Linked DNA regions of Homo sapiens: all the other regions are linked to region 2. A link is a contact called in ENCODE Hi-C or POLR2A ChIA-PET data. All regions are on one chromosome and are shown on one strand. Each heading gives the region's core, a stretch centred on a gene start or an enhancer-like site at or near the end of the contact. The rest is flanking DNA. Distances are from core to core; before and after follow the strand shown.

Region 1 (7,086 bases), core at 1,218-3,717, 570 kb after region 2:
CTGTTTAGTTAATCTTTCTACCTGCTTCAATCACTGCTGTCCTTCTTGTTTGCTTGGTAAACTTCTACTCCAAACTTCCAGTTTCAGTTTTACTGAATTTTCCCTGAAGACCTTCCCATATCAACCACCACCTTCCCAAGTAGACTCAAGCAAAGATTTCCTCTGAGCTCCCATAGCACCTGTACATACTTCCCTAGATCGCTTCCATACTCATTATTTGTTTATATGTCTGTTTTTCCTTTTGGACTGGAAGCTTCTTGAGTGCTGGGACTGTTGCTCGTTTACAGTTGTGTTTTCTCCCCTTAACACATGCATTTAGTGCCTGGTTCACCATAGGCAATGAAACATGATTGTTTAATAAATGAATGAAGCATGCATCATTGAATAGAGCATGTAGACAAAGATGAGACTGTAGAAAACTCCAGAAGTCAAGCTGAGGGAGTGCCTTTGTACCCTGACTGTGTCCTGCCTTTTACCCAAGCTGCACTCAAAATGGAGGAACTTCAGGAAAGTAGCCCTTATCAATCCCAGATTCTAAAACCTCTTCTCCCTTGTTTTCCCCAATTATTATTTCCTCATTGCATACCTAGACTACAAACTCTGCCTTCTGCTCCCATTTCTAGCCTAGAACTTGCCTCGGAAACACCTCACCGTGGATTTGGTCCATTCACCTGTGAGCCTCAGTGTTCCTCCTTACACACAGTTTATTCCGTCTTCTTCTTGCCATTTTATCTCAAGTGACTACATTCTGAGCCAGCCTTTGACCCCCCAGACTATGCTTCAGTGTTGGTTCTTATGTCCCACACTGCTTTGAGGGGTCAGGCCTAAAGGTAGGGAGAGATGTATAAGGCAGTGCCATGATAAATATCAGCCTAATTTCACGAGAGAAATAAAAGAGTCACGGGAGAGAGTCCAGAGTACCACCCTGACAATTTTATCTGAAAACATCTCTTTGTTTTAATGCCGCTTTTCATAGCCTAGTATACACATACCACATGAGTCCACACATGCATGCCTTCTTCCTTTCATTTATTTCTTTTGGCCTTTATTGAGCTCTTTCTGATCACCAATCACTATGCTAGGCTCTAGAATAAAATATTTCAGAATAAAGAAGTTTCCCCTGCTCTTCCAATTGCTTATAATCTGGGAAGGAAAGATAGTTCCATGAGTGATAATTACAGGATAATAAAATAAATATGTCAATTGAACACTGGCCCAATAGTAACAAAGCAAAGGGAAATGCAGTCATAAAGGTAACACCGAGTGCCTGACAAACCAAGAATATTAAATACTTCATCCGAGGCTCTCCGTAACCCGCCCTATCCTATCTTTTCCAACCTTATTTCTTTATACTGTTACATACTCTAAACTCCAACCAAAGGTAAGACTACCATAGAAGATGCCCATTATGAAATTTAGACAGTTTATTTTGGGGATACATTTTCTTATAGTTCCATGAATACCAAAAGGGCTATGGCAACAGCTTGTAATTTCTATAGTCTTGTAATTCAACATGGCAAAGTAAGGTTGATCTATTTTGGGAAGGTATTTTGATAGGGTAACTTTGTGTTAAATATAGTCAGCCTTCTGCTAGCATTATGTATAATGACAAATAATCTAAATGTAGTTTCACAGATAATCTAAAGTCACGTGCAGGTTTACAATGTATTTTCTGCCTTCCTGCTCTGCCATCTCTCCTAGGAAGGATATCCCATAGTTTTGCCCTTTTTAGGCTAATGTTAACAATCACAATTTAATGTTAACAAACATTTTCTAACCACATGCCACTGTTGATATGTTTCTGATGGATAATGAGGAAGGAAACTGTTTAACAACTAAACATTGTCTTGCATTATCCCTAAATGCATAATCAGATATATGTTAAAATGACACATTTTTCTCTTGTGTGTGTGTGTGCAAACAACTTGCATAAAAATAGTCTAACTTCTGTACCAAAGAGGTGTACAATACATGTAACTATAGTGTTCACTTGTAGTATGTTAGAACCCACCTTTGGGTGGAGTTACACTACTGCCAACGGATTTAGTTGTTGTGGTTTATTCTAACACTTTCGGTCACTTTGAACAATCAAGGGTGTTTGATCCAACGTTAGAAGACTGCATTTCATGAGAACCAAGACAACATCTACTACAGCTGTCTGGGCCAGCAGCGTGCGTCACACCACAGACAGCCTGCCCAGCCACTTCTTTCCGGTTCCTGTTTTTGTCTGAAAATGGCAAAGTTGGGAATTAAAAATTAGTTGTAAGAGCCCCCAAATGTAATTCTTTGTAATCAAATGTAACTGTTGGCAAAAGCACATTTGTTTTTGAAATCAAATATAAATGTGCATACAGTATTGATTCCTTTTTAAAATAAATTTAAATATATCTGATGAAGCAGCACAGTTACACCCTTTTCCTTCTGCATTTTTAATCTTTATCAGAACACTAGCTCTCCAGACTTAGATTACAAGTGTGCTCTGTTTCCCTTTGCCTCAAACTCTTTCCTTGGTAACTAACTGCACTGCTGCTTCTGTGGCCTCATTTTAATTTCATGCTTCAGCAAATGCAATCTGGCCCTGCTCTCAACAAACTGCTTAATCAAAGCTTGCCCATCTCCCAACCTCATTGGCCACTTTCAGGTAATCATTTTATCAGTCTTTTTTAAAGTCTTCAACACCAACTATCTATGCACTCTTCTCTTTACTGTTGTTAACTCGCAAATATCTTTCAGTCCTCTTTTCCACTCTAACTCTTAGATTTGTGCTGAATGTCTTTGGACCTTTTCTTTCCTCTCTCACTTATTTTCTTCCACAGCTTTTTTTTTTAAATGCTAAAATGAACTTAAAAACACAAAAGTAATGAATGTCTGTTGTAACAATACAAAGAGTACAGTGAACTATCCAGTAACAAATTAGCTGTCTTTCCTTCTTCCCATATGTATACACACATACATTTATATATTTGTATTTACATATATGTATATCATATATTCATACATATATGTATTTACCAATGACTTTCTTCACAGAATTGGAAAAAAACTACTTTAAAGTTCATATGGAACCAAAAAAGAGCTCACATTGCCAAGACAATCCTAAGCAAAAAGAACAAAGCTGGAGGCTTCATGCTACCTGACTTCAAACTATACTAAAAGGCTAGAGTAACCAAAACAGCATGGTACTGGTACCAAAGCAGAGCTATAGACCAATGGAACAGAACAGAGGCCTCAGAAATAACACCACACATCTACAACTATCTGATCTTTGACAAACCTGACAAAAACAAGAAATGGGGAAAGGATTCCCTATTTAATAAACGGTGCTGGGAAAACTGGTTAGCTATATGTAGAAAGCTGAAATTGCATCCCTTCCTTACACCTTATACAAAAATTAATTTGAGATGGATTAAAGACTTCAATGTCAGACCTAAAACCATAAAAACCCTAGAAGAAAACCTTGGCAATACCATTCAGGACATAGGCATGGGCAAGGACTTCATGACTAAAACACCAAAAGCAATGGCAACAAAAGCCAAAATTGACAAATGGGATCTAATTAAACTAAAGACCTTCTGCACAGCAAAAGAAACTACCATCAGAGTGAACAGCCAACCTACAGAATGGGAGAAAATTTTTGCAACCTACCCATCTGACAAAGGGCTAATATCCAGAATCTACAAAGAACTTAAACAAATTTACAAGAAAAAAAAATCAAATAACCCCATCAAAAAGTGGGCGAAGGATATGAACAGACACTTCTCAAAAGAAGACATTTATGCAGCCACCAGACACATGAACAAATGCTCATCATCACTGGTCATCAGAGAAATGCAAATCACAACCACAATGAGATATCATCTCACACAAGTTAGAATGGCAATCATAAAAAGTCAGGAAACAACAGGTGCTGGAGAGGATGTAGAGAAATAGGAACACTTTTGCACTGTTGGTGGGAGTGTAAACTAGTTCAACCATTGTGGAAGACAGTGTAGCGATTCCTCAAGGATCTAGAACTAGAAATACCATTTGACCTAGGGATACCATTACTGGGTATATACCCAAAGAATTATAAATCATGCTACTATAAAGACACATGCACACGTATGTTTATTGTGGCACTATTCACAATAGCAAAGACTTGGAACCAACCCAAATGTCCATCAGTGATGGACTGGATTAAGAAAATGTGGCACATATACACCATGGAATACTATGCAGCCCTAAAAAGGATGAGTTCATGTCCTTTGTAGGGACATGGATGAAGCTGGAAACCATCATTTTGAGCAAACTATTGCAAGAACAGAAAACCAAACACCGCATGTTCTCACTCATAGGTGGGAATTGAACAATGAGAACACTTGGACACAGGGCAGGGAACATCACACACCAGGGCCTGTTGTGGGGTGGGGGGTGGGGAGGGATAGCATTAAGAGAAATAACTAATGTAAATGACAAGTTAATGGGTGTAGCACACCAACATGGCACATGTATACATATGTAACCAACCAACACATTGTGCACATGTGCCCTGGAACTTAAAGTATAATTTAAAAAAATAAAATAAATAAAAATAAAAATAAATACCATTGTTATCAAGAAAAAAACACACAAAAGTAATGAATGTCTGTTGTAACAATATAAAGAGTACAGTAAACTATCCAGTACAAAATTAGCTATCTTTCCTTCTTCCTATATGTATACACACATACATTTATATATTTGTATTTACATATATGTATATACATGTATATTTTGTTACAAAAGTTGGGTCATACTAAACATTGTTTTACAACTTATTTTTTCCTTTAAAGAAAATCATGAATATCTTTCCTAATCAACGCATATGAAGACACCTAATTCTTTAAAAGGCTGCATAGTACTATACTTCTAAATTCTTTATGCACATCTCTGCGTGGTTATTCCACTAGCTAATCACACTCAACAAACAAAACCCCAAGTTATAATTTTCATTCTAAACTGTTGCATATCTCTAAACTGTATTATATATTTAGTTAATAGTATCACTATCCTTTGATGTATGTAACTTGAAAATGAGCATTAAAATTTTCCCTAAGTCATGAGCATGAATTTCTCTATTAGAAATGTTCCCTTGGGTGTGCCACAGACGCTTCAGGCTCTGCATTTCCCAAATTGGGTCTTCATTTGGTGGCACCACTCTCAGCCTAGTAGTTCAAGCCAAAAATCTGGAAATCAGCTGTTTCACATTCCATGTCCCTGAGTGTATCCAGTTTTGCCACCTATCTCTTGGTTTTGTTCTATCCACTCTGTGACACCCCTAGCTGTTTGATAGGGTCAGATATTAATTCATCTTTTGATATTTAGCACCTACCAAACTTCTGGCACAAAGTAAGTGCTCCATAAATTTTTTTTTTCTTTTTTTTTTTTTATTATACTTTAAGTTCTAGGGTACATGTGCACATTGTGCAGGTTAGTTACATATGTATACATGTGCCATGCTGGTGCGCTGCACCCACTAACTCGTCATCTAGCATTAGGTATATCTCCCAATGCTATCCCTCCCCCCTCCCCCCACCCCACCACAGTCCCCAGAGTGTGATATTCCCCTTCCTGTGTCCATGTGATCTCATTGTTCAATTCCCACCTATGAGTGAGAATATGCGGTGTTTGGTTTTATTGTGATAAATTGCACAGCATTTTTATTCCTTTGTCTTCCTCAGCAGCTATATCCAACCAGCTAACATCTCTTTACAATGCTACCTCCTCAATAGTAGTATTTCTCTTTTATTTCTTTTCCTCTCCACCACTGTTAGCATAATACAAGAGCTTATTCTCTTTTATTTATGCATCCAGTGGTATTTGTGAAATATGTGTGATTTGGGGGATATAAAGTTGTGGGAAACATGTCACCTGGCCTGGAGAAGCCCATGATGATTCACTGAGGGGACAGATAGACAAACAATCATTCAAGTAACTTCACTGATTTTCCATCCCATGGTTTTCCCCTAATCTTAGGACTCCTTCACAGCACGCTTAGACAAGGGTCTTAACATGTTGCCCAAGCTGGTCTTAAACTCCTGGGCTTGCATGATCCTCCCGCCTCAGCCTTTTGAATAGCTGGGATTACAGGCATGTGCCTCTATGCCTAGCTTCCCTCAGAGAGTAATCTTCATGTGATCACATTTTTTTTTTTTTTTTTGCTCAAAATCCTATAGCTTCCTATTTATTGCAGAAAAAAACTCACCATTTAGACTGGCAGTCAGGACTCTATGCCTTTTATATCCTATTTCTCCGCTTTCCCTTCCTCCTCTACTTCCTGATTTCTTGCCCATTTGTCAAAGATTAATTAAGATAATACCTTTTTCATGAAGTCTTCCAGGATCCTTCTAGGAATAATAAGCCTGTCACTTCTTTTGTGACAACATTAATGTGCATCCTGCTTTTGTTATAATTATTTATGTATGTATCTATCTTCATTATAAATTGGGACAAGAAAAGGATTTGAGAGGGTTTTTTTTTGACATCACAAAATGAGTACTAACAGAGATATAGGGGGCTTTGAATTTGAAGCTCATGTGTTATTCCATGTAAAGGTTATTCTATTTTTATATTATATAGTTCTCAATGACATTTCTGTCTATGAGCTTTATACAATCAAACACCATGATGGTAAAATTTATTTTATTTATAAAGAATATGATTATTTTACAAAATAACTTCTCACCAAATATAACTTAATTCTTTAGAAAGGATTTTATTGCCTAGAGCCACAGTGGAATTACATAGCAACGAGCCTTCATTAATGAAGAGTAATTATTTTACTGTGGTAATCTCAAATGCAAAGTAGTGCTACAATTGGTATATATATTATACTTGCCAAATGAATTAATACTGCTTACCCTTTTGATTAAAAGATCAAAGACTTTTTAATCAGGTCTTTGCACATTTTGCATATAATCTCCTGAATCCAGTAATAAGTGATAACAAACCTATCATTTATGTAAATGTTCAGAAGCTTGACAATAAAGTAATGAAACTTGAATTTGCTCTTATGGAAGAATGAGGAGTCCAAATATGTAATCTTTGCATACACATGCAAGGTAGGAT
Region 2 (7,459 bases), core at 2,982-5,481:
CTGGGACTAAAGGTGCATACCACCACAATGGCTAAGTTTTAATTTTTGTAGAGACGAGGGTCTGGCTATGTTGCCCAGTTTGAGGCTTGCCTCAAACTTCTGGCCTCAAACAATCTGCCCACCTCTGCCTTGCAAATTGCTGGGATTATAGGTGTGAGCTATTGTGTCTGGTCAGAATTCTAAATTTGAGTCTGGCTCTCCAGTTGTCATGAAAGTATATTTGTTAAGTTAGGAGAATAGAACATATTTAATAGTTTGATAGCTGGATTTATGATTTTAAAATATTTAGACATTGGCAGGCAAACTTCCTTTTGAACACCTGCTCTGCCCTGCAAATTTAGGTGGGGGGGGTGGGGGAGACTGGGTACCTTGTCACCCTGGCATGAGGAATAAATGTAACAACAGATAAAAAATACTCAAAGCATGGCTTGGCACATATGGTATGTACTCGACGGCATTGAAAATAATGATGTTTATGATTCTCCTGAAATCTTAAAAAGGAAGCTGGCTGCCCTCCCTTCATCTTTCTCCATCTCTGTGGGCTGGAATGTGGATGTGGATGTAGCAGTGGTGAAATAACTCCTGGGGGGAATTTTATCTTAACCTTGACACTAAGAAAGGACAAGATGGCACAAGAAAAATAAACCAAGTGGGCTTTACTTATGATGCAAAACTCTTAAATAAAATACTACCAAATAGAATCCTACAGTCTATCTTTAAAAGGATAATATATTGTAACCAAACAGGGTTTATCAGAGGAATGCAAAGATGATTCAACTTTTAAAAATATATCAAATGTAACCTACTACATCAACAGCTAAAAAAAAATTCACTTCATATAAAAGTCATACTAGAAATAGATAGAAATGTCTCTAACTTATAAACAATATATCAGAAAACTATAACAAACACCATATTTGATAGTGAATTATTAGAAACACTAGGGTAACAATGGGGACTATTAACCAAATCAGTGACCATAGGAGAATGAGTGGGATGAGGAGGGAGAGAGGCCAGCCGAATGGAGAGTTCCAACACGTCTGCAACTCTGGAAAGAAGTAAGCTTGGTGGGAAAGAATCTGTGGGTGACCCATAGGCGAGAGTGGAAGGCAGGAATCAGATGAGATCAATTAGGGAGAGAGAGTAGGGTGAGAAGAGAACCAAGAAGAGAAGCCAGGAACACTATCTTAAAGGAGCCATGACACTGGGGAGCCAGAGACTGAGTCTGGAAGGGAGCAGACAGAGGAACAGAAGCAAAGGGAAACCTGGAGGGAAATGGCACTGAGGAGGAGGGTGTTCTTCACAGAGTCAAAGTAGAGGGCAAGGATTTAGGAGTCACGATTTGCTACTGAGAGGCTACTGTTAACCTTGGCCAAAGCTGTTTCTGTGGAGCAGGGAGAGCTAAGGGCCGTGTGGGTGGGTATTCAATGGTAAAATCAGAAGTAGAAGGAGAAAATGAGCACTTCCATCAGGAAGGGGAAGTGAGCTGTGTGTAGGCACCATGAGAAGGAGGTGAAGTTCCAGGGGAGTTTTATGAGGTTGTGGTGAAATCAGCATTTTTGTAAGTCTGAAGGGGAGCAAGCAGTGGAGAGCAGAGAGACTGACAAGAGACAGCAGAAAGCAGATGACTGATGGGGCAAGTTCCTGCTGAAGGTGGGAGGAAAGAGATGCTCATAAAAGTGAATTACTGTTTCACCGTGGAGAAAACATAAATGAAATCATTTACACTGCCATTCACTTATTAATTCAGTAAGTATTGATTAAGTTTCTACTATGTCCCAGGCACTGACCTGGTGCTGGAAATAAGATAGAAAAAATTCCCACCCTATATTATGTAAGTTCATTAACTTAAAACAAAAGGAAAACCAAATCCAGAAACAAACAAAAATTTGGCCCCTGTCAGGCCAGCGCTAAGGGAGGCATGGTCTTGGAGGAAGTGTGTGTGACTGCCAGGCACTGGAGTCCCTCAGCAGGAATGCTGCTCGTCTCAAAGGCAACACAAAGTGGCAGCTGGGACCAGGGATCCAGAATTTGAATACCCTCCCACCACATTCTATCAGAGAGTCCTTTAGGACTATGTTAATGTGAGAGAAAAAACTTTACTTCAATGGCAAGTTTTAACTATGAATGATTAGGAGAGTCTCCTTTCTCCTGAAACATTGCTCTTAGGGACAGAGTGGAAAAGACTCCTGGACATATGGGCCAGAACTACAATGCATGTTACAGAGAAGAGGTATACGCCATGTGTCATAACTAGAAAGGAGAAATGCAGGCTTGCTGTGCTTAATGCACTCAAAACCTCAATAAGGACAAATGGCAATAGGCAAAAAGATGATGACAAATACTCATCTCATTTACATCAGTAAACTTGATATCGAAACCTTCAACCCTCTGAATAGCAAGTCACTGGTTCTTTTCTTTCACTTCCCCCTCCGGCCCCTGCCCCTGCCCCAACCAATTTCATTCAGATATAGCTTAGCTGGACCAAATCTATCAAGTCATGCTTATCCTTAATCCTCATCAGAGTTCTTGAAGTCATCAACTAACCATATTGATTTTGAAATAGAAAAAGAAAAGCAGAGAAGCTGTGTTTTGACCTCTCTCCTGAAACATTGCTCTTAGGGACATATGACCCAGAACTACAACTGCAATGCATGTTAGATAGAAGAGGTATATGCCATGTGTCATAATTAGAGAGAAGAAATGCTAAATTCATGAATAGGGATTCACAGAAAGTTTTAACAGAAAGGGCCTTTGAAGTGACTGACTGTGAACTTATTTGACAAGATGAAAATAATCCATCGCAAGGCTACATGATGGATGCTCGGCTTAGTATCTGGGTGTGCTGCAACCCCACCTAACATTTTTTTCTATTATGCCATGTTACCATATTCCCATATTGAGTTACATTTTCAAATACATGACTTTTCCAGTGAATAATTGAGAGAACTCCTTTTCTGAAAAAATTCCCACATGGAATGGATAAATGAACACTTGCACCAAAGAAGATGCCAACATCAGACTGCAAATCTCCAAGACAGACAAGACAAAAAGTTCTGAAGTGAAAAGTCATCTTTGTTCACACTGTGGATTATTCAGGTTTCTTGCTTTCCCCCTGACACACATTTTTTTAAAATTGACTTTATTTTTTTAGAGCAATTTTAGATTCATGGCAAATTTGAGTGAAAGATACAGAGATTTCCCATGTACTCCCTGCCCCTCGCATACATAGCCTCTCCCATTATCAAAATCCCCCACCAGAGTGGTTCGTCTGTTACAATTGAATGTACGTTGACACATCATTCCCCAAAGTCCATGGCTTACACTGATGTTTCACATTCTGCCACTTTGGGCAAATTTATAAGTACACAGATCCACTATTATGGTATCATACAGAGTAGTTCCACTGTCCTAAGAATCTTCCGTGATCATCTATTCATTCCTCCTTTCCCCCTAACTCGGGCAACCACTGGTCTTTTTAACTGTCTCCATAGTTTTGCCTTCTCAAGAATGTCATAGTTGGTAGCATACAGTATGTAGTCCTTTCCAGTTGGCTTCTGTCACTTAGTGATACACACTTAAGGTTCCTTCATGTCTTTTCATGGCTGGACAGCTCATTTCTTTTTAGCACTGAATAATATTCCATTGTCTAGATGTACCACTGACATCTGCTTTAAATCTTTTGCCCATTTCATTTTTACCCTCTAACCATTTCATTACTAAAACACAAAACAAACTCCGGAAAGGAGTTTGTTGATGAGAAAACACTGAAAGTACGATTTAAATTGAGGAATGGAGATTTTCTGTGGATAATTGTCTATGTTCCACTTTACCAAAGAAAAATGAATTTCAAGTAGTGCATAAAGTAATTCTCGTTAAAAAATGTGGGAATAAAGAGATCAGTCCTGGGTACTGGGAATATATTTATCTCACAGAAAAATCTTGCCCACAAAATGCATCAGACTGAGATGAAATACTCTAGGGTATATTAAATTTTATTCTAATATTGAAGGGAGGGAAAAAAAGGACGGAAAGAAAAATGAAACAGGATGAAAAATAAGGTGATTGGGAGAGAGAAAAGACAGAGAAACTTGTTAACGACAGGACTTTCTGAGCAAGATATTTTTCTTCCTTTTACAAGTTGGAAGCTATTGAATAATTCATGCCAAGCGTGGAAAGGCTGTCTTTTCCCTGGATGATGTATAACTAAGCAGGAGAGAGCTTCGAGTGGGTTCACCACATCAGCCACCACTCCTGCTTCTGAGCACAGGGTGCTCTCCTCTTGAGCTCAGCTTCTGCTTTTGCAGCCAAGCATTCTTGCTGCTGCTGCCTGCCTGCCCACCCGCCTGGGCTTGCAGCCCGCCACTTTACTTTCTCCAGCCCTGATACCAGCTGAGAAGTCTCCCTGCAGCTGCTAGTTCCTGCCCAGGACCATGTGTGTGGATGCTGCTTGGGAGAAGCGGGCACTTGCTCCTGGCACTGATCCCAGCTGAGTTTCTCCTGTTGATTTCTGGACCACTGATGCTGTTGCTGAGGAGGTATTTCCCGGCATCCCTCCCCCTGAGACACCGGCTAAGGACCAGCCTAAACGCAAGGTAACCTTCACCTCTTTCCCATGGGATTTTCCCCAGCTGGGATATCTCTGCTTTCTCCTGGAACTAGGTCCTCCAGCTGGCAACATATCTCTCTCTCTCTCTCTCTCTCTCTCTCTCTCTCTCTCTCTGTGTGTGTGTGTGTGTGTTGGGGGAGAAGAGGAGACTGTTTTAGGTATTGCTCTGTCCTAGGGCTTCCCCGATACCTGCTGAATCCAATGCAAAGTGGCCTTTCCCCTGGCTCTGGAGACATTTCCGAGGCAGGCACCTGTCATCTGCCACCCCCGTCCTCCTCCTCGAGCTCCCTTTCTCCCCCTCCCCCAGCCCATTATTCTGCTTCAGCCTTTTGTGTCAGTGGCAGAGGGCTGAAGGGATGTCTTTGCCCTTCTGGCAGGCAGGACAGTGTCAGGATGGACCGCGCTGCCAGAAGCCGACGCTAGCGAGGGAGGTGTGAAGAGTTGGCCAGAATGACCAACTCCTCCTCCACATCCACCTCCTCCACCACCGGTGGCTCGCTGCTGCTGCTCTGCGAGGAAGAGGAGTCGTGGGCGGGCCGGCGCATCCCGGTGTCACTCCTGTATTCGGGCCTGGCCATCGGGGGCACGCTGGCCAACGGCATGGTCATCTATCTCGTGTCGTCCTTCCGAAAGCTGCAGACCACCAGCAACGCCTTCATCGTGAACGGCTGCGCCGCCGACCTCAGCGTCTGCGCCCTCTGGATGCCGCAGGAGGCGGTGCTCGGGCTCCTGCCCACCGGCTCTGCGGAGCCCCCCGCAGACTGGGACGGCGCTGGGGGCAGCTACCGCCTGCTACGGGGTGGGCTGCTGGGCCTCGGACTCACGGTGTCCCTCCTCTCCCACTGCCTCGTGGCCCTGAACCGCTACCTGCTCATCACCCGGGCGCCCGCCACCTACCAGGCGCTGTACCAGAGGCGCCACACGGCGGGCATGCTGGCGCTGTCCTGGGCGCTCGCCCTGGGCCTCGTGCTGCTGCTCCCGCCCTGGGCACCGCGGCCCGGCGCCGCGCCACCGCGAGTCCACTACCCGGCGCTGCTGGCCGCCGCGGCGCTGCTGGCGCAGACAGCTCTGCTGCTGCACTGCTACCTGGGCATCGTGCGCCGCGTGCGTGTCAGCGTCAAGCGGGTCAGCGTGCTCAACTTCCACCTGCTGCACCAGTTGCCCGGCTGCGCCGCCGCCGCCGCCGCCTTCCCGGGCGCCCAGCACGCGCCGGGCCCCGGTGGCGCCGCGCACCCGGCGCAGGCCCAGCCCCTGCCGCCCGCGCTGCACCCGCGGCGGGCACAGCGGCGTCTCAGCGGCCTGTCGGTGCTGCTGCTCTGCTGCGTCTTCCTGCTGGCCACGCAGCCACTGGTGTGGGTGAGCCTGGCCAGCGGCTTCTCGCTGCCGGTGCCCTGGGGAGTGCAGGCGGCCAGCTGGCTCCTGTGCTGCGCCCTGTCCGCGCTCAATCCGCTGCTCTACACGTGGAGGAACGAGGAGTTCCGCCGCTCCGTGCGCTCAGTCCTGCCGGGCGTCGGCGACGCGGCGGCCGCTGCCGTTGCCGCCACAGCCGTGCCCGCAGTGTCCCAGGCGCAACTGGGCACCCGCGCCGCGGGCCAGCACTGGTAACCTAGCCGGGGCCCGAGGGAAGCGGAGATCCCCGGCTTCCGACGTCCTTGGGCACCGTCGCCTCCTTCCCTCCTAGGGCATCCCCTGCCTGAACGAAGACTTCCGCCGCGAAGCCCGATAGATCGGGGGAAAATGGGGCCTTCGACCCCAGCGGGCTACCTGAACCAAGGCGTCTCTTTAAGTGGGGCGCCCGAAGTCATTTTGGACGGCCACCTGATTTTTACCCTTTGTTTCTGTGTTTTAGAGGAATCCTAAAGTCAAAACACCAGAGACTTGAAGAACTTGCAAACTGGCGTTTTAAAATAACCGGTTAATTTATTTCCACACAGTTTGTTTTTGAAAAAGAGCTTTCATAATGTATAACCCTTTCCACTTTCATCGTCTTATATATGAAGCGCCTTGAGTGTGCATGAACCAAAGGAAATAACATTGAAGAAGGAAAACAATATGTAGAAAGTATTTTAGAAAGTAACCTGTCTTTGATGATGCTTCTCTTACCATTTAGTTTTTGTATATTACCCTGGGGCAGTGAAGCCCTAGGTGTGCCCACCAGTATGAGTTGCCATTAAGACCTCAAGCCCTTTATTCTTAAAAGGGTTTTTAATAAAGTCTTTCTCAAATGAGGTAGAATCTTAGCCAGTGAGAAAAAAAATTATTTTATGCTCCTTTTTTTTCGCACTCTTAAGACTGAAAATTGGCGTTGAGTGTTATAGTGAAAATTTTCCAGTTTGATAATTGATGGTCAGAGCCAGCACTGGAATTTTGAAAACAAATAAGGTGATTATCTATTTTAGGTACCGTTTCACATTTTCTATAGCATGCACACTTGTTGCTACCCTCATTTTGTAACCAATTTATTTGCCTTATGAATGTGATTGCAGCTTTGAACATTCTGTACTATAATGGTTGCTAAGAAGAATAAGTCCTTCTGTTTTCTCTTTAACATTTAAAATATCTCAATGCACATGATATAATTAAACACTAATAATACCATGACTGCATAGCTAATATTAGCTGCTATTGCATGCTCCTAGATGCTAGAACTTATTGGGCATGTGGTATACTGAAGCAATACCCGTTAGACAAGGATATTTTACTTCTTCCAGACACCAGAAGAAATGGCCTTCAATTATTTGAAAAGAGACACAGAGACACCTCTGGCTACCTAGAGTTCTTCCTGTCTTGACCCAATTTATGAGAAAGCTCCCAGTTGGGACTTTATCTCACAAGTGGAATCACAGTCAA
Region 3 (6,956 bases), core at 1,363-3,862, 900 kb after region 2:
CAACATGTAACTTATGTTCACTATTGTACCCAGAGTAACTAACAAAGTTGGACTAATAGTTGGATTTTAACAAATAATTTTGGAATTAATGAATAAATGTTCAACACAAGATATGAAATCTTAGAGGAAGACATAGGCCATCAAGGGAAAATGGGAGAAGTCATCATAAAATGTGGGAGTTGGGAGAAAAGTGATGATTTCCACAAACATATCCATCATGTTATTTGTGGTCAATTATTAGGGTTAGACTTAAAACCCTGACTAGATCACCTTTCCTCTACAGTATGTGGATATGATGGTAAATTTCTGAAAAGACAAGCTGGTCAAGAATATGAGTGGAATCCTACATCATTGCGGAAGACTTACAGAAAAAACAAGGCACAGGTGTGCAAGGCTGACCTTTATGGAGCACTTTTTGACTTTGATCCTTAGGGATTTCATCGCTTCTGCTCTGTAGCCATTTTGAGTTATAGGTTTCAGAATGAAATAAAATGTTGCTGCTTTGGCTAAATATGCATTTATTTTAATTACTCTACCAAAGACTTAAATTCCACATGGTATACACTGTCTATAATAATGCCCAAATGTCACCAGCTTAGCCCAGTGGAACTTAAGTCTCATTCATGCAGCATTTCTGTGCAAGTGTTTGGTGGGTGGCTCTCCCTGGGGTGATTTATGAACTCTATCTGGTGGCTGCACTGTCTTTTGGAGCTGTGGAGGCCTATGCTGAATTCTCTGCTTCCAGCCAGCCAGAGAGTGGAAAGGGAGCATTATGAAATATTTTTCGGGTGCTGGGCTAGAAGTAGCATCCATCTCTTCTACTCATATTCCATCAATTAGAACACAGTCATGTGGCTACACTTTATTGCCAGGGAGGCTGGAGAATTTGTCTGGCCATGTACCTGAGTGGAAAGGAAAATAGATTTGTTAAACCTGTCTACCTCTCTCCACAGGGCCTTTTCCTCTATGTCCTGCTAGTTTAAGGGACTAATTAAGCCCTGTTACCTTCCTTGTCAGAGAATTATCTTTCTTTGTTTAACATATTTGCTTTAAACTGTTTCTGCCTGTCTTAACTTTTACTTGAATGCCTTCTCTCCTCAAGGAAGAGAAAAACATGACTTAGGGCTGATTTCCCAGGATTGTCTCATGATTATCTTGTAGCCAAGAGGACCCAACATCTGGCAATCAAGTAGCCAAAACTACTTTTCTCTGGCTTTACCTTTGGAGTTACTTTAAAAAAAGTGTTTTTATAAGTTCTACTTCAACAACGTTTTGGGGAAAATGCTTACAGTTTAACAGTTTAGCTTTTGTTAGAAACAGTTGTTTTCCAACCTTAGGAGGCATGTAAATCACCTGGTGAGCTGGCCCCATCCCCAGACCTTCTGATTCTCTAGGTCCGAATGAGAATTTGCATTTCTAATAAATTCCCAAGTGATCCTCATATTGCTGGTTCAGGGATTACACTTTGAAAATCGTTGCTCCAAAATAAACTCTAAAATAAATTTTTTTATTTTATTTTTAAAGAGTACATCCTATTTTCCTAAACCTGAAATTTAATTCATATGGGAAGATAACACAGTAGACAATACATTTTAAGATCAGGAAAAAACTTAGAGATAGAAAATTGTAATCTTTGCTTTGAGCCAGCCAATTTTCAGCCAGCAATATGAAACTAGGCAAGCCATTTTACCTTTCAGATTTTCCATTTCTTTATAAACTAATGATAATAACATCTACTTTGCCTGGGACATGAGATTTTTGTGCCAGGCTAATCAGGAACAGAACAGCCAGGAGATCTGCTTGTTTCTATGGAAAACGAGATTTATACCCCATCAGAGAACTCCCTGAGGGCTGCCCACCTACAAGGAAAACTATTATGTAGCCTCACAAATGAGGCTGCTTTAGTTTTCTGGAAGGTAGTGTATTCTCTGCCCTTGAACCAAATTTCAAAACACCACCAGCAATCATGCTGAAAGGTCAAATGTTGAATCCTTATGATTCTCAACAAAGCTCTATGATAGAATCACCTGCTTTGAGAAAAAAAATGTCCATGCTCTGGCTTCATACATTCTGAGGTGGGGTCTGGGCATTCACAAATGAGTCTTATGTGGGAGCTGGGTTGAGAACCAACCTGTCAGTGACAGACTGTGGCCCCTTGCAGCATCCTGCCCTGGTGAGTGAAGTGAGTTGTATTGTGACTTCTAGCTTATAGATGATGGACAAATTCTGTGCACCACAAAGTTTGATTGCATTGGGGATATTAAATTCCCATGCAGTGAGCAGTCTATCACAGGACAAATGAGAGTGTCAGAGCAGGCTTTTTAGGGCCTGTGTTATTATGTTGAATGATAAACTGCTTGCAAGTGATTAAACTGCCTCCATAGACCTAGGCCCTCACTTTTTTCTTTTCAGATGATGCCATCTATCTTTGTATTTCTTGTTTCCTACCAACACACGTGTCGAATTGCCGCAAAGCATCTCAGTGCTTGAGAAGTCTGTTGAAAGAGATGTTTCATGCTTAATTTTCTTAGTCATGCAGAACTGGATCAAATCTGTGTCATAAGAAATTGGGCAACTATAAATAATCGTGGGTTTACATATTTTATTTTCAGGTTTTATTTTAACTTTTATCACTAGGAAAAGTCAAGCAGAACCATAATTTTGAGAAGGAAGTGAAACAGGATGGGCATGAGATGCAGATGGTGCTATGATCTGTAGAGCTTTCTCTGTATATTTCACTTGTGTTTCAGTTGTTTCAGTGGAACAATGAGCAAAAACTGAAGGTCATTTGTTCCATAAAGGATTTCTTGAAAAGCTATTATTATTAACATAGTTGACATTAAAGTAATTTGACCTGAGTAATAGTTGTCTCAGAACAACTTTCATTTGGTTCATATATCAGCACTAAATTACTTTTGATGATTCTAGAAAGAGATAGTTAGAAAACATAAATTGTAGAGATTCTGATGAACTGAATTCCACAGTTGAATGAACATCTTGGGACCAAGGTCTGTTAGTTTTTCCAAATGTACTGATAAGGAAAGACAATAATTTTGTGATGGAGCTGTTATTTTTAAAATTTTGACTGGAGATGACAAGAAATTCTCATCAGATGCTATGAACACTGCTCTTGGATACTTCCCTTCTTCTAGATACTTATTTTCTGATTATCTCTTTGCTTTGCTTTTTTTTTTTTTTTAGAAAATGGGTTATTTATCTTTTTATTATTGGGGTTGTAAGAATTTGTTTTTTTTCTGAGACAGGGGCTTGCTCTGCTGCCCAGGTTCAGTGCGGTAGCATGATCATAGCTCACTGCAGCCTCGAACTCCTGGGTTCAAGCAATCCTCCCACCTCAGCCTCACCAAGAAGCTGGTGCCCAAGCATGCACCACCACACCTGGCTAATTTTTGTATTTTTTTCTAGAGACAGGGTCTTGCTATGTTGTCCAGGTTGGTGTTGAACTCCTGGGCTCAAGAAATCCTCCCACCTTTGGCTTCCAAACTGCTGGGATTACAGGTGAGAGCCACTGCACCCAGCCTTTGCTCTGCTTTTTTGGTGACATAGGTTTGGTTTAGATGATTGCTTCTAGGAAAACTGTGTTAGCAACTCTGCAGTGTGTAGAGGTTCCTAAAGATGGAGAGGAGGCACAGGATTCTAGTTCTTGTCTTTCCAGCTAGCAGCGAACTGGGGTTTAGAACCAAATAAAATCAGAATTCCCACGGTGTGAGGAGAGGTACTCAGGATAAAACTGGCTTCAGACTCTGGGCAAGGCAGGGACTGGTCTATGTCAGCTGGAGGCATCTTTCCCAGACACTGGAGAGTGCATGTGTGGAGTTTCCACACTAGGCACAGTGTCTAGCTACCAGGAACAGAGGCTGGCACTGTTCTGCACCTATACCAGAAACTCAACAGAGGAGGCTTACTTTTATTCATATTGTTTTACTAACCATCCCCCACCCCATAGGAGGAAGGGGAAAAAATAACTTGTGAATAAAGTGGAAGAAAATTAAGATATAAAAAAGATTTGCTTGCCTTTTTTGTTTTTAAGGGTTTGTGAAGAGGCAAAAAAGGCTGAATCCCATTCTGTTCTTCAGGAATTATTCCTGAAGTATTTTGTTCTTTGTCTTAGATCAAGTCTGAAGATGTGAGATGTACTGCTACACATTGTTGTTATCTATTCTGTAGTGGAAATACACATTCCAGAACTGGATGTGGCATGGTGTAATTTTCCTGTCTAATTAGCCCTAGCACTCTTAAGTTAAAGGCTCACACTGCATGTCCGTTGGCATGACATCAGTCCACCACTGACTCTGACTGTCAGCAGGAATCTAAATATTTGGGCCAATGCATTTTGTCTAGAGCTTATATTTGTAGTTCAAAGAGAACTTCTTTGTAATGAAAAAAAAAGCATTTTTGTTATTATGTTTCCTCTTCTTTGGAATTAGCAACTATCCCAATTAAGCCTCTCTAACTTCTCCTACTTCCCCAATAGGCATACCTCTTGAACTGCTTTAGTTACCAACAAAAATGGGAATGATAGGTCTTTGTAATTAGCTTTTTAGAGATAGAAAAATCACAGCTATTAACCCCAGACTGTGTCTAATGTGGAGTCTCAACTTAATAAATTAGCTAGAAGTATGCTGCCTTTCTCTGTAGTGAAGCCTTATGGCAGCCCTGGCTTATGGCTGCTGGTTACTGATGAACCAAAAAGATTGTTGTGAGGCTATTTCTATTGTCCTACGCTCATCATCTTAGGTGTGGAAGAGTCATTAAAAAATTAAAGTTATCAAAGAATTATTAAAGATCACTGTTTCGTCCCTTCCCTGCCCCAGTGCTGGTACTCTCTTTACAACATCTCCCCCACGTGGTAGCCTTGATCCTGATAGAACTCACCTCATGAGCCTGAGGCAAAAATAGTCTCCAGCTTCCAGCAGACAGTTACAATTTGGAGTTATCCATCAAAATAGTCTACTTAAAACTGTAGAGAGCTATAGCTTAGAAGGAGACATAAATGTATAAATAGATAAATTGATATAAAATGTTGTGAGTGCTTTGATATAGGCACAAATAACTTGTTAAGAAACAACTAACTGCCTGGGAAAGTCTTGGAAAGATACCCTGAGGAGACATTGGAATCTGTCTTGAAGAATAAGTAGAAGTGAGTGTGTGTATGGGTGGGGGTGAGGGGGACTGGGAGTGAGTAAGAATATTTCCACAGAAAGAATAGCCGGTACAAAGATATGAAATCTGGAAAAGGCTGCGTTAAGCCAGGGCAAGAAGTTGAGAATGGCTGGATGGAAGGGCTTATGAAGTGGATTCTCTTTTCAGAAAGAGATGGCTTGAGCCTGGCTATTTGGGGGTTTGCTTGTTCAACCAAGAAGTTTAGATTTTATCTTACAGAAAAAGAGAAGACATCAAGAGGTTTGAAGCATGGGAGTGACTTGATTTGATTTCCAGTTTAGAAAGATAACACTAGTGGCAGTTTTGAATACTTATTTGATGGAGAAGGGAGTGAATCAGGGATACAGGCTGGGTGTAAAGCACTCTGCCCTCCCAGCAGCCCAGGTGGCCTGTTTTTGGTTCAGAAAATAAAGTTACTGTTTATAGAGACAGACTTAACTGGTTGTGATAGATCATTGCAAAATGTTATGCCTGATGTATGAATATTTGCAAAGTAAAATGGAAAATTGTGGCAATTGCTTGGATTATGCAGGGAAACAAAAATTGACTTGAAATACTAACATAAGGAATTTTAAGATGGAAAAAGCATAGATCAACGAGCAAAAGCTTTCTTTTTTTTTCCCCCATGAAATGATCAACTGTAATTTGGCTGGACGTAGTCTTAAGCATATACTCTTATAATCTCATGATTTCAATAGTATGTTTTTCTGTGACATCCTTATGGATCACAAAGTCACAATGGCATAGTATAAAATGGAATCACATTAAAAAATTATATTCTAGGCTGGACGTGGTGGCTCACACCTGTAATCCCAGCAATTTGGGAGGTCGAGGTGGGTGGATCACTTGAGGTCAGGAGTTTAAGACCAGTCTGGCCAACATAGTGAAACCCCATCTCTACTAAAAATACAAAAACATTAGCTGGGTGTGGTGGCATCCGCCTGTAATCTCGGCTACTCAGGAGGCTGAGGCAGGAGAATTGCTTGAACCCTAGAGGTGGAGGTTGCAGTGAGCAGAGATCCCACTGCTGCATTCCAGCCTGGGTGACAGAGCAAGACCCTGTCTGAAAAAAAACCAAAAAGTATTCTTAAAAAAGAAGGCAAAATAAGATTAGTAGAGGAACCAGTGCACATTTGCATATACTTAAAAACTTGTGTACTTTTTAGCTGGCTTGTCGGGATTACAACTCTCAAGCTAGCATAGCTGATGAGCTTTTGATCCCTTTCCTCCTATGGGGTGGGGGATGGTTAGTAAAACAATATGAATAAAAGGAAATGCAGTGGTGCTCAGAAGGAGAAGAGTTTGAGCCGTCTAATTGTTCCCCACATTCCATTTTGCCTTATAGACTTTGCATCGTCTGCCCTTTTTGGCTTGCTGGCTATTCAGTTCCCATTTTCTGCATGTCACAAACAAATGCTCCCAGGATAAAGTCAGAAACAGAACTTGAGTCTATTTCAAAAAAAGATGAGGGAGGAATATGCCTGGATTAAAGCCATGAAACAAATCCCCAAATATCCTTGCTAATTTAACATGAAAATAAGCTTTTAATAGTTTATCTTTATTCATGTTACATGTTTATTTAGTAGCATCTCAGTATTGAGAAAAGTAGATTTTGCAGCCAACTGACAGAAGAGTTTGGTCTGGATACTGGTTGTCCTCCCTGCAGGGATGGTTGGCTCTTGCGCTTGGAATGTCCCGGGGCTTCCCAGTATAGAAATGTGTGCTGGTCAGAACTGATCTCTGGCATGATTGTCAATGGCATCCATGAATTGGCC
Region 4 (7,571 bases), core at 932-3,431, 690 kb before region 2:
GCCTCAGCCTCCACAGTAGTTGGGACTACAGGCATGTGCCACCATGCCTGGCTAATTTTTGTATTTAAAAAAGTTTTTTTAATGTGGCTACTTGAAAATTTTAAATGACCTATGTGGCACTTAATATTTCTATTGGACAGTGCTTTCTGCTCATTCAGGCCAAAAACCTTGGAGTCATCCTTGACTCCTTTCTCCACCAATCCTGTAGGTTCTATCTTCAAAATAGTCCAGAATTCAGCAACTACACCACCTGCTATACCACCTCCCCCCCATCACCCCCAACCCCCCGACACAGAGAAAACACACACAAGTCACTTTCTCTTGCTTGAATAACTAAAATAGCTTTCTAACTGGTCTCCTTGCTTCCTTCCTTGCTACACTCTACAGTTTATTCAACTATTTCCCATAAAGTTGCGGAGCGATCCTTTTAAAAGGTCAATCAGATTATGTCACTCCTCTGTTCAAAATCTCCATGGCTTTTTTTCCAAAGTTTAAAAGCCCAAGTCCTTGCAATGGCCTACAAAGCCTTAAAAGATCTGGTCACCCGTCTGTGCTCCTGATCCCTTCTCCTGCCCCATCTGTCTGTCCTAATCTCTTACCACTCTCTTCTTCACTCAGCTATGGTGATCTTCTTCGGTTCACCAAGTATGCTCCTGCCTCATGGCCTTTGTACTTCCTATACCTCTACATGTAACCCTCTACCTTAGACTTCTTCTTTCTCGCAGTTTGGCATCACTTTACTGAACGTTATATTTAGAAATGCAAACCTCTCTCTGCTTACTCTTCCACACTTCCCCCTTCCTATTATATATAGGATATAACATATCCTTCTTATTATATAGGATATATTATATCCTGTATAATTTATTTAATTTATCTGTCTCCCACCAATAAAATGTAGGAGTTCCTTGAGGGCAGTGACTGTTTTATTGCTGCATTCCCAGCACCTTATGTGCCTGGCAAATAGTAGGGGCCAGAAAATGAGCTGTGGGTTCCCAAAGTCAGTTACGGACCATTTGCAACTAGCCATTCTCAGAAATCTACAGAAATAAACAAATACTTCAGTATGGGGTTTTTTTTTTTAACTTATATCCTCTTTGGACCTACAGTCATTCCACAATAAAGAATGCAAGAATCTTCTCCACACGCCACAAGTCTTAGTTAACCAAATCTTCTGTCCATTTTCTCATAACCATTAGGAGCCCTCCAAAAGCCCTGGAAGATGGGTTTTCCTTTACCCTCAGGCATTAAATCTCCTTAAGCATCTGCAAAAAGTTCTGAGTTACTGGCCTAACATAAGTGCAGCTTAATCTCAGACGATCTCCGGGTCTATCTAGTGTACATGAGGTACACCCGGACACCGTTAAGTATCAGTGGTGTTTGCACTCTCGATGGTTTGCAGACTGGCCACACCTTACCTACTGGGTCTGCATTCAGGAACATGTGTCCTGTCTGTTAGCACTAGAAGTGATGGACACGTGTTGGCTGGAATGTCAAGGCTGTAGCCAGGCCCCTTATTTTAGACACTTAGAAATCAGGACTCTGAGAACTTAGGCCAAGTAAAAATTATCAAAACAAAGAAACAAAACACGTGGTGGCACAAAAGACACCAGAAGCCAGGTCGTTTGCCCCTCACCATTCAGCCCTTCCCAGCAAAAGATCCTACTGTGCAGCTCAACCTAGCTCGCAGCCGGTACCGCGGGATTTTAATGTGCAACTGTGAGCTCGCAGGCTGTTAAAGGAAGGCCGCGCCTTGGCCGGTGCACCTTCCCCAGGGCAAGGAGAAAGCGCCGCTCCCGGCCTCAGCCGCAGCAGGCTCCAGGTCCCCCGGCCCGGAGCCGACTGAGACGGTGCGGTGCCCACGCTCTCGCGAGACTAGCGGTCGGGGCGGGCGGGTCGAGCCTCCCGGAAGTGGGCCAGAGGTACGGTCCGCTCCCACCTGGGGCGAGTGCGCGCACGGCCAGGTTGGGTACCGGGTGCGCCCAGGAACCCGCGCGAGGCGAAGTCGCTGAGACTCTGCCTGCTTCTCACCCAGCTGCCTCGGCGCTGCCCCGGTCGCTCGCCGCCCCTCCCTTTGCCCTTCACGGCGCCCGGCCCTCCTTGGGCTGCGGCTTCTGTGCGAGGCTGGGCAGCCAGCCCTTCCCCTTCTGTTTCTCCCCGTCCCCTCCCCCCGACCGTAGCACCAGAGTCGCGGGTCCTGCAGTGCCCCAGAAGCCGCACGTATAACTCCCTCGGCGTAAGTGCTAGGAATGCCGCTGGCCTCGCGGGGAAACGCATTCTTTCTATCTATAGCTCGCTCTGTACATCTTCTGTCTACGGCAGCTATTCCAGAGGCAACAACTGCTTCCCTCTGTTCTCATCTCCCCATTGGTGGCTGGCGACCCGAATTTGGGAATGGGGAGATTGCCCACCTGTTATCTTTGAGCAGACTAATCTCTTGTAAGCAGAAGTGCCATTCGGAGTCTCCAGAGCCCTGTGGCTTGGGGCTGGGAATGTCCCCCTGACTTCAGGCTTTCCTAAGTGTATTGCTTTTCTCTGAGAATGGTCTAGGTTTTTAATTTTTTAATTGTAAGAATCTGTAATACAGCATTTTTATTTCGGTCTTATTCGTTGTGCTCAAAGGCAGGAAACAACTATTAATTTGCCTTCTCGAATCTTAATAGTTATAAGATTCATTCTCTTTCATTGCTCTGCTAGGCATAAAACACACTTCGAACATGTAAGTGCCGCTGTCAGCTCTGGAGAGTTTAAGGCAATAGTTATTTTCGATATTTTAACTCCTTTTTGTTTCATAGGGGTAACTCATTCGACTGTGGAGTTCTTTTAATTCTTATGAAAGATTTCAAATCCTCTAGAAGCCAAAATGGGACACAGTAAACAGATTCGAATTTTACTTCTGAACGAAATGGAGAAACTGGAAAAGACCCTCTTCAGACTTGAACAAGGTCAGTAGCAAGTTGTTTTGATTTGCTCATTTGCGTCTTTTAAACTTTTAATTCATTGGCAGTCCTGTTAAATGTTTTAAAGCTCTAAGATAAATATTATTTCCAAGGGTCTAAAACTTGATTTGTGCAAAGATGGTGCTGTGTTCTCCATATATCACTAATTAATGTTGATTTGAATTAAAAATATTTTATATCCCTCGTGTTAGGATAAGGATAAAATAGTTCTCTTTTCTCTGCGTACTAATTCCCACTTAAGATTGAAGTTAAATATATGATCAGAAGATTGCCCATATTATTTCTAATAACATTTACTATTAAAACTTGGTAAATTACTTCATATGTAATTTTGCTTTGGGTATGCATGTAGTTTTGCCTTTGTATAACTGTCTCTTTTCCTTTGTTGAACCTTTGAATTGACAAAATAGATTGCAGCAAAAAGTATAGTAAACTATTGTTTATGTATATCAAAAACTTCTCAAATGTGGAGTAGGTAAAAGCTGAAAATATTTTCTTAGCAAATAAAAAGTGCAATAACTCATCTGGTTATGTTGAACTATATATAGTTGATCTGTATTTAAAAGATCAAATTACTTTTCTACAAGGCTAGTTAATAGATGTTTTATTTTCTTAGCCTTTGTAATTTTTCAACATTGAAGAAGTGTAATATATGAAAAATCCAGTCCCCCTTATTAATGTACCAAATGGATGTTGCTAGTCATAAACATTTCAAAGGAATTTTTAAATTTCGCTAATGTTTTAAGAATTAAATTTTTGAAAAAAATTTCACACATACAATGTGATATCTTCATGCCAAATCCGCGCCTTTTTCCAACTTTGGCATTTAAAATCACTGAGTACCTACTCCATTTTTGGCTTTCCTGACTCTGCACTTTTCTGGTTTTGATTTTTTTTTCCCCCTCCCCTGTTGCATATTCTTGTCAACTTGGTGTCTCTTACTAGGCTCTCTTCCTTTCACTTTTTAATTAATTATGGGTATCTGCTAGGAATTCTTTTTCTGTTCTCCTTCAAAGAATTAGTTACACAGTCTCATGGCCTCAACTGTTGCCTCTGTGCTAATGACTACTTTTGGAGGAAAAGCCTTGAGCTTTCTTCTTCTTGGAAGCTTTCAGCATTTGATGACGGGTAGATCTAGAGCCAGAATTCTCCTGGCTCTGCTGCTAACAAGCTGACTTGGGGCAAGTTACATTAATTCTGAGCATTCATTTCTTTTTTTTTTTTTTTTTTTTTCCTTTTCTCTTTTTCTGAGACAGGGTCTTACTCTGTTGCCCAAGCTGAGTGTTGTGGCATGATCATGGCTCAGTGCTGCCTCAACTTCCTGGGCTCAAGCAGTTCTCCTGCCTCAGCCTCCCAAGTAGCTGGGACTGCAGGCATACATCACTATGCCCCGCTAATTTTTTTTTTTTTTTTTTTTGTAGAAACTGGGTCTCACTATGTTGCCCAGGTTGATATTGAACTCCTGGACTCAAGCAACCCTCCCTCTTTGGCCTCTGAAAGTACTGGGATTACAAGCATAAGCCACCGGGCATGGCCCCAATTCTGAGCATTAATTTATTTATTGGTGAGATGAAAGTGGTAATTTCTGTTCTTCTACCTTTCTAGGTTTTGAGACTCAAAATTAATAATACATGAATTTTTTGTGATAAAGCCCTAAATAAATATAAGGCATTGATATGAATCACTCCATGTATTCCCACCCTGGACCTTGGCTTCAACCTGATATTATGCAATAGAATAGTATTAGGATAGCTCAACTTGGATATGCTTAAATCTAGCATGTCCAAAAATATCCCCTGCCCATTCTCGATCCTTTATTTCTCAGCTTCCCTGTTTATTTCGTGGCATCTCCATTTTTATAGTTCCCAGGGTAGAAACCTTATATTCTTTGATGATTTCTTCTCTTTTCCTGCAGTCTCTTTTTAAGCTTGCAGTTTCTTTCCAAATATCTCTGATTGCCTGTCTATTCTGTATGGCTGAATATAGATGCCAGAATAATCTTATGCAGTCTCTTCCCTTTGTTATTAAGTGGTATGTATAAAATCAAATTTAAATACCTCTGTCTGACTTCTAAGACATTCTGTAATGAGACTACACCTTCCTTAGCCAAGATTGTATCTCATTCTCCATCATTAATGTCATAGATCTTTACAGTTGCCCAAGTCATTCCTGTTAATTCCCTTCTCAGCAGGTTTTCTCATGCCTGTCCTTATACCCGTACTCCCATCAGATTCCTTTATATCTGTTAAATCTCATTTACTGTCAGTCTATGTGTTGCCTAAGTTTCAACTTTCAGCTAGAATATCACCTCCTTTGTGAAGTCTTTCCCTAATTTTTCACTGTCTGCTTCCTTTGATTTCCAATTACACAATGAGCACAGAACTATTAAGTGCTGAATAATGAAGCAGTGTCTAAAGGCTTGTTAGTCTTACAGTGTCAGACTAGGGTTTAAAATCTGTGAGAATTGATGAGGGCAGGTGACTCACACTTGTAATCTCAGTGCTTTGGGAGGCTGAGGCTGGAGGACCACTTGAGGCCAGGAGTTCATGGTCAGCCTGGACAACATAGTAAGACTTTATCTCCACAAAAAAGAAACAAAATTAGCTGGGCATGATGGTGCTTGCCTGTGGTCCCCAGCTACCTAGGAGGTTGAGGCTGGAGGATCTCTTGAGCCCAGGAGTTAAAGGCTGTAGTGAGCTATGATCCCACCATTGCACTCCAGCCTGGGTGACAGAGTGAGACCCTGTCTTTAAAAAACAAAAATAAAGGGCCGGGCGCAGTGGCTCACACCTATAATCCCAGCACTTTGGGAGGCCGAGGCATGTGGGTCACCCCAGGTCAGGATTTTGAGACCATCCAGCCTGATCAACATGGTGAAACCCCTTCTCTACTAAAAATACAAAAATTAGCCAGGCGTGGTGGCGCATGCCTATAATCCCAGCTACCTGGGAGGCTGAGGCAGGAGAATCGCTTGAACCTGGGATGCAGAGGTTGCAGTGAGCTGAGATCACACCATTGCACTCCAGCCTGGGCAACAAGAGCAAAACTCTATCTTAAAAAAAAATAAAAAATAAAATAAAATCTGTGAGGATAGGGACAGCCTTACAAACTTAGTGCAGTGTACTGCTGATTGATTACTAGAACTCTAGTTAAAACTAGCAAAAATTGTAAAAGCTAACCTATTTGAAGAGGGAAATTGAAGGATTTATGAAAAAAGAATGATGTGGTTGACTTTATAACTCTGGTTAAAACCGGTAAATGTATCCAAATGTTATAAATGAGAATGTGCCACCTTTTTTTGCAGTAATGGTGTGATCATTTTGTTTTAGAAGATAATTTGAAGCCGGGTGCGGTGGCTCACGCCTGTAATCCTAGCACTTTGGGAGGCCGAGGCGGGCGGATCACGAGGTCAGGAGATCGAGACTATCCTGGCTAACATAGTGAAACCCCGTCTCTACTAAAAATACAAAAAAAATTAGCCGGGCCTGGTGGCGGGCGCCTCTAGTCCCAGCTACTCGGGAGGCTGAGGCAGGAGAAAGGCGTGAACCCAGGAGGCGGAGCTTGCAGTGAGCTGAGATTGCGCCACTGCACTCCAGCCTGGGTGACAGAGCAAGATGCCGTCTCAAAAAAAAAAAAAAAGATAATTTGAAATGTGAAAGATGAGTGGAAGAGTGGTAGAGAAGGGACATTGGAGACAAGAAGCATTGAGAAGGCTATTTTAAAAACACATCTGATTAAAGAAAAGGATTGAACAGCCTGAGTTGAAAAAGAGAGGACAAGGCCAGGCGCGGTGGCTCACACCTGTAATCTTGGCACTTTGGGAGGCCAAGGCAGGCGGATCACCTGAGTTCAGGAGTTTGAGACCTGCCTGGCCAACATGGTGAAACCCTGTCTCTCCTAAAAATATAAAAATTAGCCAGGCGTGCTGGCGGGTGCCTGTAATCCCAGCTACTTGGGAGGCTGAGGCAGGAGAATTGCTTGAATCCAGGATGCGGAGGTTTCAGTAAGCCAAGATCGTGCCAATGCACTCCAGCCCGGGCAACAGAGCGAGACTCCGACTCAAAAAAAAAGAAAAAAGAAAAAGAGAGGACAAAGTATGAGTTATTTTCAAGTTCAGAGGACTTGGTAACCAATCAAATGTGAGGAAAAACTCTGGCAGTTTTTGGCTGTTTCATATTTAATTGGTCATCAAAGCCCTCATATTTCTTTCCTTCTCTCTTTTCTACAAGAAGGAATTCCTCCTCGTTTTTAAGACTGATATTTCTATAGATTCTTCCAGTTCAACAAGTACAAGAATAAATAATGATCTTTTCTAGACAAATCATAGCTTTTTCGCTTATTTCCTATCTCATTTAGTGGTAGAATAATGAATAAAATCAGGCCGAGCACGGTGGCTTACTCCTGTAATCCCGGCACTTTGGGAGGCCGAGGCGGGTAGTTGACCTGAGATCAGGAGTTCAAGACCAGCCTGGCCAACATGGTGAAACCCCATCTCTACCAAAAATACAAAAATTAGCCAGATGTGGTGACATGCACCTGTAGTCCCAGCTATTCAGGAGGCTAAGGCAGGAGAATCGCTTGAACCCAGGAGGCAGAGGTTGCAGTGAGCCA

What was found. A loop is a pair of places that touch in the nucleus more often than their neighbours do. ChIA-PET counts read pairs that join two places held with the same protein, here RNA polymerase II (POLR2A). Pooled maps may share reads with other maps.
Region 1: a loop to region 2 is called in a pooled map, with 3 times the contacts of the local background. The contact joins the enhancer-like site here to the promoter of GPR88 in region 2. A Hi-C loop is called at or near these places in 4 of 37 single-sample maps with no recorded cell type and 4 of 50 pooled maps.
Region 3: a loop to region 2 is called in a pooled map, with 4 times the contacts of the local background. The contact joins the enhancer-like site here to the promoter of GPR88 in region 2. A Hi-C loop is called at or near these places in 5 of 37 single-sample maps with no recorded cell type and 4 of 50 pooled maps. POLR2A ChIA-PET finds 5 or more read pairs at or near these places in 1 of 52 experiments (OCI-LY7).
Region 4: a loop to region 2 is called in a pooled map, with 4 times the contacts of the local background. The contact joins the promoter of AGL here to the promoter of GPR88 in region 2. A Hi-C loop is called at or near these places in 5 of 50 pooled maps.

The regions. Positions count from the first base shown.
Region 1 is chr1:101,110,089-101,117,174 of GRCh38, forward strand. No RefSeq gene overlaps it. Among named protein-coding and RNA genes, the nearest start is that of DPH5-DT, 88 kb to the left of the region's middle. Within about 2 kb of position 2,468, at least 14 of the 41 ENCODE cell types and tissues checked have a DNase peak (open chromatin) inside an H3K27ac peak, as active enhancers do.
Region 2 is chr1:100,533,908-100,541,366 of GRCh38, forward strand. GPR88 (G protein-coupled receptor 88) reads left to right here and starts at 4,232. Exons shown (of 2, transcript NM_022049.3): 1 at 4,232-4,595; 2 at 4,987-7,459. The coding sequence starts at 5,060. The coding sequence ends at 6,214. RefSeq lists enhancers at 4,656-5,505, 4,954-5,353, 5,506-6,354 and a silencer at 5,624-5,793.
Region 3 is chr1:101,433,724-101,440,679 of GRCh38, forward strand. No RefSeq gene overlaps it. Among named protein-coding and RNA genes, the nearest start is that of LINC01307, 110 kb to the left of the region's middle. RefSeq lists an enhancer at 2,663-2,832. Within about 2 kb of position 2,613, at least 3 of the 41 ENCODE cell types and tissues checked have a DNase peak (open chromatin) inside an H3K27ac peak, as active enhancers do; they include OCI-LY7, where a contact is called at or near this core.
Region 4 is chr1:99,848,180-99,855,750 of GRCh38, forward strand. AGL (amylo-alpha-1,6-glucosidase and 4-alpha-glucanotransferase) reads left to right here and starts at 2,182. Exons shown (of 34, transcript NM_000642.3): 1 at 2,182-2,236; 2 at 2,796-2,945. The coding sequence starts at 2,864. RefSeq lists enhancers at 1,328-2,302, 1,503-1,652, 2,303-3,276 and a silencer at 1,833-2,152.